Linked DNA regions of Mus musculus: region 1 is linked to region 2. A link is a contact called in ENCODE POLR2A ChIA-PET data. All regions are on one chromosome and are shown on one strand. Each heading gives the region's core, a stretch centred on a gene start or an enhancer-like site at or near the end of the contact. The rest is flanking DNA. Distances are from core to core; before and after follow the strand shown.

Region 1 (3,342 bases), core at 642-3,141, 150 kb before region 2:
ACCCCAACCTCATGGTACTGTGTACCTGCTCTATCTACCCCAGTCAATTAGTGACACTTTCCCAGAGCGTTCAGACCTGTGTAATAATTTACACATAACTCCCCTGTGATGGCCAGAGAGATTTATGGTACCAGGCAGTCAACCCTTCAGGGCCTTCTTATCTTTGCCCTGCAGGCAAGATAAGAATAAGATAATTGTGTTCCTGCTTTCTGCGTTTGTAAACTTGCTTATCTGTGGGACTGGGATGAAGAAGTGTTTTATTACTATACAATGGGAAAGAGAAACAACATGGGGAGAAAAACAATGACCTGGCCCAGCTATGGATTCTATAGATAATTAATTGTAAGAGTCACCGTTGCTATCTACCTTTATAACCCTTCCTTCCTTTAACTTTTTTAAAGACTTATTTATTTCGCTGTCACTGTCTTCATGCACACCAGAAGAGGGCATCAGATCCCATTACAGATGGTTGTGAGTCACCATGTGGTTGCTGGGAATTGAACTTAGGACCTCTGGAAGAGCAGTCAGTGCTCTTAACTGCTGAGCCATCTCTCCAGCCCCCTTCCTTCCTTTGGATCCCTCCACACCACATGGCATGCTGTTTGGCTTTAAGGCTGACATCCTTCTGCCTATTACTGCCTACTGCCTAGCAGTAATAAATAAAAGAAATCCATTTCATCTAAATTTGAATTGAGCCTAAGATTTGGTCTTTCCCTGTGGATTCTAACACCACAACATTATACTGATCTACAAGATGTAAATTTGAGGGCCAGTGAGATAGCTCAGCAGATTCAAGTGCTTGTGCCAAGCCTGATACCCCGAGTTCCATCCTAGAAGCCTACATGATGGAAGGAGAGAACTCCTGAAAGCTGTCAATTGACCTCCACAAAAGTGCCATGGAATGAACATGCCTGCCTTCACACACACCAAATATTTTTACAAGATAGAAACGAGAGCACCAAAATAAATTTTATTTTTATTTAAAGTGTGAAATAGACAATGTCCAAGGAGGGAACAGAAAGAAAGGCAAGATGAAGAAGGGTTTATGTATTTTGATGGTACAACCGTTAAAGATGAAGCAATGGAAGCAGGAGTTCTTTAGAGGAGAACCGAGGCAATGAAAGAGGATGCTACCAATCCTGTATCACTGAACTTCGGAATCCAGAAGTCAAGGTGGCTTTGTTAGAGCTGTTTCTGTGAAACAGCATGAGTCAAAGCCTCCCTAGAGAAAGCTGAACATTGACAGGTAGGGGAAGGTGCTGATGAGTAGACGCAGACGTCCTAGGATACATGTGTCAGCCAACACAAGAGTGAGCTGGAGAGTGGATGAAGTTACTGTTGTGAAAATGGACACCTTTAGAGCATGTGCAGTCTGTAATCTCAGCACTCGGGATTGGGGGAGGAGGACTGCGATCTCACGGCCAGGTTGGGCTACCAAAAACTAAGCTTTTGAGAAAGTAGTAAAATGTGCTGATGTCTGGGACTCACATCAGCTGCCGGCATCTAGACTAGCCAGCTCCAGCCGCTTCCCACCTCTTCAGAGAGGTAGGGCGCACGCGCAAGCCCCAGGGCGCCGGCTCCCACAGCCCCGCCCCCTTCCCGTCCAGGGCGCGTGCGCGTCTCCTCAGACGCCGCCTCGGCGAGCCGGGCGCCGGGCAGGAACGCTGGCCTTTCGTTCCCGCGCTGCTTGGAGGTACCTTGCCATGGCCCCGTCCCACCTACCGAGCACAGGAAGAAACAGCACGTCGCGCTGGTAACTGCGATGGCGGGAACAGGCGAATCCCTGGAACGTTTCCTCACAGGGTAGTCTCGCACTTGCGTTCGAAGGTTCGCGGCGCGTCAAGAACCACACACGCTGTTTCTCTTATGAGCGCGGTCGAGCGCGGAGGACTCCTCTGCGCATGCCGGGTACTTCTCTGTGACGTGCTGCATTGCACTCTGGGAAACGTAGTTCTTACTTCGACACCTGTGCTTTGATGTACTTAATCATGATTTAATAGATCAGAGTCAAAGGAACAGAAAAGCATGCGTGAAGCCTCGCTTCGCATGTGAAAGGTGATGGGAGCGGATCCTCTGCACCAGAAGAAAACAACAACAAAACCACATCAGATTGTTGGGGATGAGGAGGGAGGGCCCCAGGACGCAGATGAGAACTCTGTACTTTAAGCTGAAATTTGCCGTGAATTTAAAATGTATCTGAAAATATTTTTAAATTCCAAATAAGCAGTTTTAGGTTTAGTACTTGTATTTTACAGAATCTTCCCAGCAAATAAAAGATTTGGACATGCAAACATTTAGCTACATCTTTGGATACCTACCCTGTGGATGCCTGCCCAGTTAGTGCAGTGGTAGGACACTTGCTTAGCATGGTCCCGGGCTCAGTCCCTAGGGACTGCTCCCACCCTAACTATCCTAATATTTCGTACATAACACCTAAAAAAATCAATATGGTTTGGTGGTTAAGAGCAAGTACTGCTCAATCGTGAAGACCAGAATTAGAATGCCAGCACTTGGGTCAGCTGGCTCAGACTGCCTGTAACTCCAGCTCCAAGGGATCTAATGCCCTCTTTTGGCCTCTGAGGGCACTGCACAGGTGCACATACACATATACATACGCCTGGACATAGAATAAAAATATTTTTGAAAATCTTTTAAAGTTTATAATTACATATTGTTATTCTCTGATAGAATTACAAATGCTATAAGGTCAAGATCATTAGACATTCCCAGTACATAGCACTGTGCCTGGCATACAACAAGCTATCAGATATTTTTCTATTAGGAAACCTTACATTTTAACACTGAAACTATTTTAGCCCCTAGACTAGCAAAGAAATTAATGTATATATATATATATATATATATATATATATATATATATATATATATATATATATGTGTGTGTGTGTGTGTGTGTGTGTGTATACATATATATATATATGTGTGTGTGTGTGTGTGTGTGTGTGTGTGTATGTATATGAATGAGTCTGGGGAGATGCCGAGCAATCAAAAACATGTACTGCTTTTGCAAAGAGCCCGTGTTCAGTTCCCAGTGCCTACAGTAGTGGCTTATAACGATCTGCAATTCCAGCCCCAAGGGTACTGATGTGCTGTCCTCTGGCACCTGCACTCACGTGCACATACCCACACGGAGACACATACTTTTTACAGTTTGAAAAAATAATTTTCTTTCATTGAATCTGTATGTCTAGTCAGTTGTCCTGGTTAATTTTAACAACTTGACAGGGCCTAGAGCCACTGGACAATGCAGTCTTCACTGAGGAATTTCCCAGACAGACCTAGCTATAGGGAATTGTCTAATGGATTATATAGGATTATAGG
Region 2 (3,321 bases), core at 693-3,192:
TCAAATTATATAAATCTTCCACTAGCTTGAGCTTTGAGTGGCTTAGTTACCCAAAGCATGGACTTTTCCATCAACTTTTCCTTTTGAAACAGGGTCTGCCCAGCTGACCTGATATTTATTATACAATGCAGGATAGCCTCAAACTTTTGATCCTCCTACCTTCCCTTCCTAGTACTGGAATTAAAGTTCTGAAGCACCATAGCTGCCCTAATTTTGAATGAGGGCTGCCTTAATAGGCAAGCACTATACCACGGTTTTCTAACCGTGTCTTGCTATGCAGCTGGATTCTGTAATATACTCTTAGTCAGTCTGGCTTTCAGACGGCTTGTATTGCTACTGTTCAGGGGGTCGCTCTCCCTGAAAGAATCACTGAATTTCAATTTAGAATTGGGCACATTTGTTGGGATGCACATATGCTCAGAATAGTCATTCTGACGCTCATTAATATTTTAAAGCAGTTAAGATGGAGAGCAGCACCTTTAAAAACCCACCTGCCTTAAGTTACCTGTACTAGGTTTTTCCAGTCCTAGGGATTTTTTTTTTTCTCTTGCTCCCGAGACTCCGCCCACCGGTCACCCAGTGGCGGAAGAACCTCACGCTACGACGTGACACCTCACACCACCGCGGAGACTTTCTGACGTTACGCTGGCGGCGTGGGAGGGGCGGGTCCGCCGGCACTTCCCCTTCCCGGCTTTGGCCCCGCCCACCCTCGTTGTGAAGCAACCGCGGCCGCCAGCATTTAAGGTGGCTCAGAACCTAGAGGTGCGCTAAGCGCCTGCGCGGCTCCTTTTCCGCCCCAGGGGCTAGGCCGGTCGGAGCCACGGCTCGAGCCTCTCCTCTGTTCCGGAACTAACCGCCTGGCGGCGCTCCCCGCGCCCCTCCCCCGCCGGCGCTTCCGCCCGCGCTCCTCCCTCTCCTTCTCCAGCGACGCGCACGCGCGCCAGGCCGGCTCGCGCCCTCTCGCTGTCCACCGGCCCGCGAGATCCCCCCTCCCCTTCCGCCTCGCGGCGCTTCCTCGCGCCGCCGTCTTCTCGATCCACCCCTGACACCGCGGGGCTCCCCCCGCCCGCCAACGGCGGGTCCCCTGCTTGGCGATCTCTTTCGCTTCCCGCGCTCTCCAGCAGGGGCCCGGCCCCAGGCCCTCTTTCCCTTCCCTCTTATTTCTCTTCCGGACGCTGCCATCATGTTGAAGCCTCAGCCGCCACAACAGACCTCCCAACCCCAGCAGCCGCCCCCCACGCAACAGGCCGTGGCTCGCCGGTCTCCCGGCGGGACCAGCCCTCCCAACGGCGGCCTCCCGGGACCGCTGACCGCCACCGCGGCTCCCCCGGGGCCTCCCGCAGCGGTCTCTCCGTGCCTGGGGCCTGCAGCCGCTGCCGGCAGCGGACTTCGCCGCGGAGCCGAAAGCATCTTAGCGGCGTCAGCGCCGCCGCAGCATCAAGAAAGGCCAGGGGCAGTGGCTATCGGCAGCGTCAGGTGAGGACGGGGCTTCCTGGCTAGGGAGAGCCCGGGAGGCAGCGCCCCGGCTTGGAGCTGTTGAGGGGGCTCTTGGGGGCCCAGGACCCCGTGAAGGAGGGGGTGGACCCTCGTGCCAACAGGTCGGAGAGAAAGCTCTCCGGGAGGTCTCCAGGAGCCTGGGGGCAGCGCTCGGCTCTCTGGGCCTAGTCACCTCTTGGGGGTCTGGGCCCTGAGGGGAGGCGGGGCGCATCCCGCCAGCTCCGTCGGCAAAGGGTGTTGGGGGGGTTGAGGAGGTGATGGGGTCCCTAGCTCCATTACCACGAAGGATCTCGCGGTCCCCGGCTTCAGCCAATGGGGAGTCAGCTGCATGAAGGGGTCCCCGACTGTAGCCAATGGGGGGGGGGCGCGCGGCCCACAGTTTGGCCAATGGGGAGGGAGGGACTTGGGAGCGGATTGTTCCCTCCTCTTCCCGGTGTAGCCAGTGAGAGGGGGACGGGGTGGGCGGGGGCGCGGAAGCAGCGGCTACTGGGAAGACTGCGGGCTGGGAAGCTCCTGCGCGCGCGCTCCCCGGGCGTACGTGCGCGCGGATGCTGTCTTATGACTCGGGCATTGGCTTGCCCCGGTAACACGTAGAGCAGAGGCGGAGGAGGGAGGGGTTATTTGGAGGGTTTAGGGGCGTTTGGTGTCGGTGAGTGGGGAGTGGGTGCCCTCGGTTTTTCTCGGTGTGTCAATGCGATAGAAAGAGGCACTGGACGCAGGCGCAGTGGCTTCTGTTCTAGAGCGGGTGGTGGAGCGCGATGGGCTGTAGTGCGCAGGCGCAGACCGGGCGAGGCATCCCGGTGGATGGTTTTTGCGGCTGCGCGGTCCCCCAGCCCAGCCAACGGCCCCCTCCTCGCCCTCCTCAACTGCCGGTTACATCAGCCGTCGAGGAGCTGTGTTACCTGGCGTTTGGGGATCCCTTCAGAGTGGGTAACAGGCTGAATGAAAATAATGAGGGCGAAAGGGTGGGGTGTGGAGAATATACTTCTCCTGGGATTTGGAATCCAAGGCTCCTGAAAGCTTTTTTTCCTTTGGGAGGTAATGTGTCTAAGCTCAGAGGTGCTGCGTTTGGGATGCCCGGGCTTTCGCCTTCACAGCTGAAGTGTGCTGTTGGTTTAATACTATAGCAGTGGTTTATCGGAAGAGTGAAGGACTGTCCCTTAGAGGAAGTCAGGTTGTATTGCACTGACTGTTAGGAACATTTGACAGCTATTGTTTATTGAATATTTTGTTGACTTTTTTAAAATCTTGAATTCGGAGAAAATGTTTTAGCAGTTAATGCCTACTTTCTTCTTTAATGTGAGAACTTGAAAAGTCTTGCTTGTTAATCAGTCTATAGCCTAAATCAGCAAGTTGACCTGGTACATTGGTCTAGGGTTCACTACTAATTAAAACTATTTCTCTCTTTCTTTTTTAATAGGGGACAGACCACCGGAAAGGGACCCCCACAGTCACCCGTGAGTGCCTTCTTTTCCTCCTGTAAAGACACTCGGAAGACAGACAGTGTGGGACAATCTGAGAAGAGAGTATTCACCTGCTGCCCTTTACTTTTTTCTCGTGTGACAGGTGTTTGAAGGTGTCTATAACAATTCCAGGATGCTGCATTTCCTGACAGCTGTAGTGGTAAGTAACAGCTTTAACCTGGGTGTCTGAGGAATATGCTGTTTCAGTTTCTTAAAATGACTAAATGGTTCACCTTGCTAGGGTTCTACTTGTGACGTAAAGGTGAAAAATGGCACCACTTACGAGGGCATTTTCAAGACTCTGAGCTCAAAGGTCAGTGTACTCAAATTAGGAATTTCTGAAGCTGTGAAGGAGAGTGAG

What was found. ChIA-PET counts read pairs that join two places held with the same protein, here RNA polymerase II (POLR2A).
Region 1: POLR2A ChIA-PET joins it to region 2 with 10 read pairs in embryonic stem cell. The contact joins the promoter of Sgf29 here to the promoter of 4930456A14Rik in region 2. POLR2A ChIA-PET finds 5 or more read pairs at or near these places in 3 of 5 experiments (Patski and embryonic stem cell).

The regions. Positions count from the first base shown.
Region 1 is chr7:126,647,858-126,651,199 of GRCm38, reverse strand. Sgf29 (SAGA complex associated factor 29) reads right to left here and starts at 1,891. Exons shown (of 10, transcript NM_029339.3): 1 at 1,723-1,891.
Region 2 is chr7:126,501,055-126,504,375 of GRCm38, reverse strand. 4930456A14Rik (a long non-coding RNA gene) reads right to left here and starts at 1,942. Exons shown (of 3, transcript XR_869939.3): 1 at 1,777-1,942. It overlaps Atxn2l (ataxin 2-like), which reads left to right and starts at 939. Exons shown (of 22, transcript NM_001361487.1): 1 at 939-1,476; 2 at 2,918-2,954; 3 at 3,064-3,120; 4 at 3,202-3,273. The coding sequence starts at 1,184.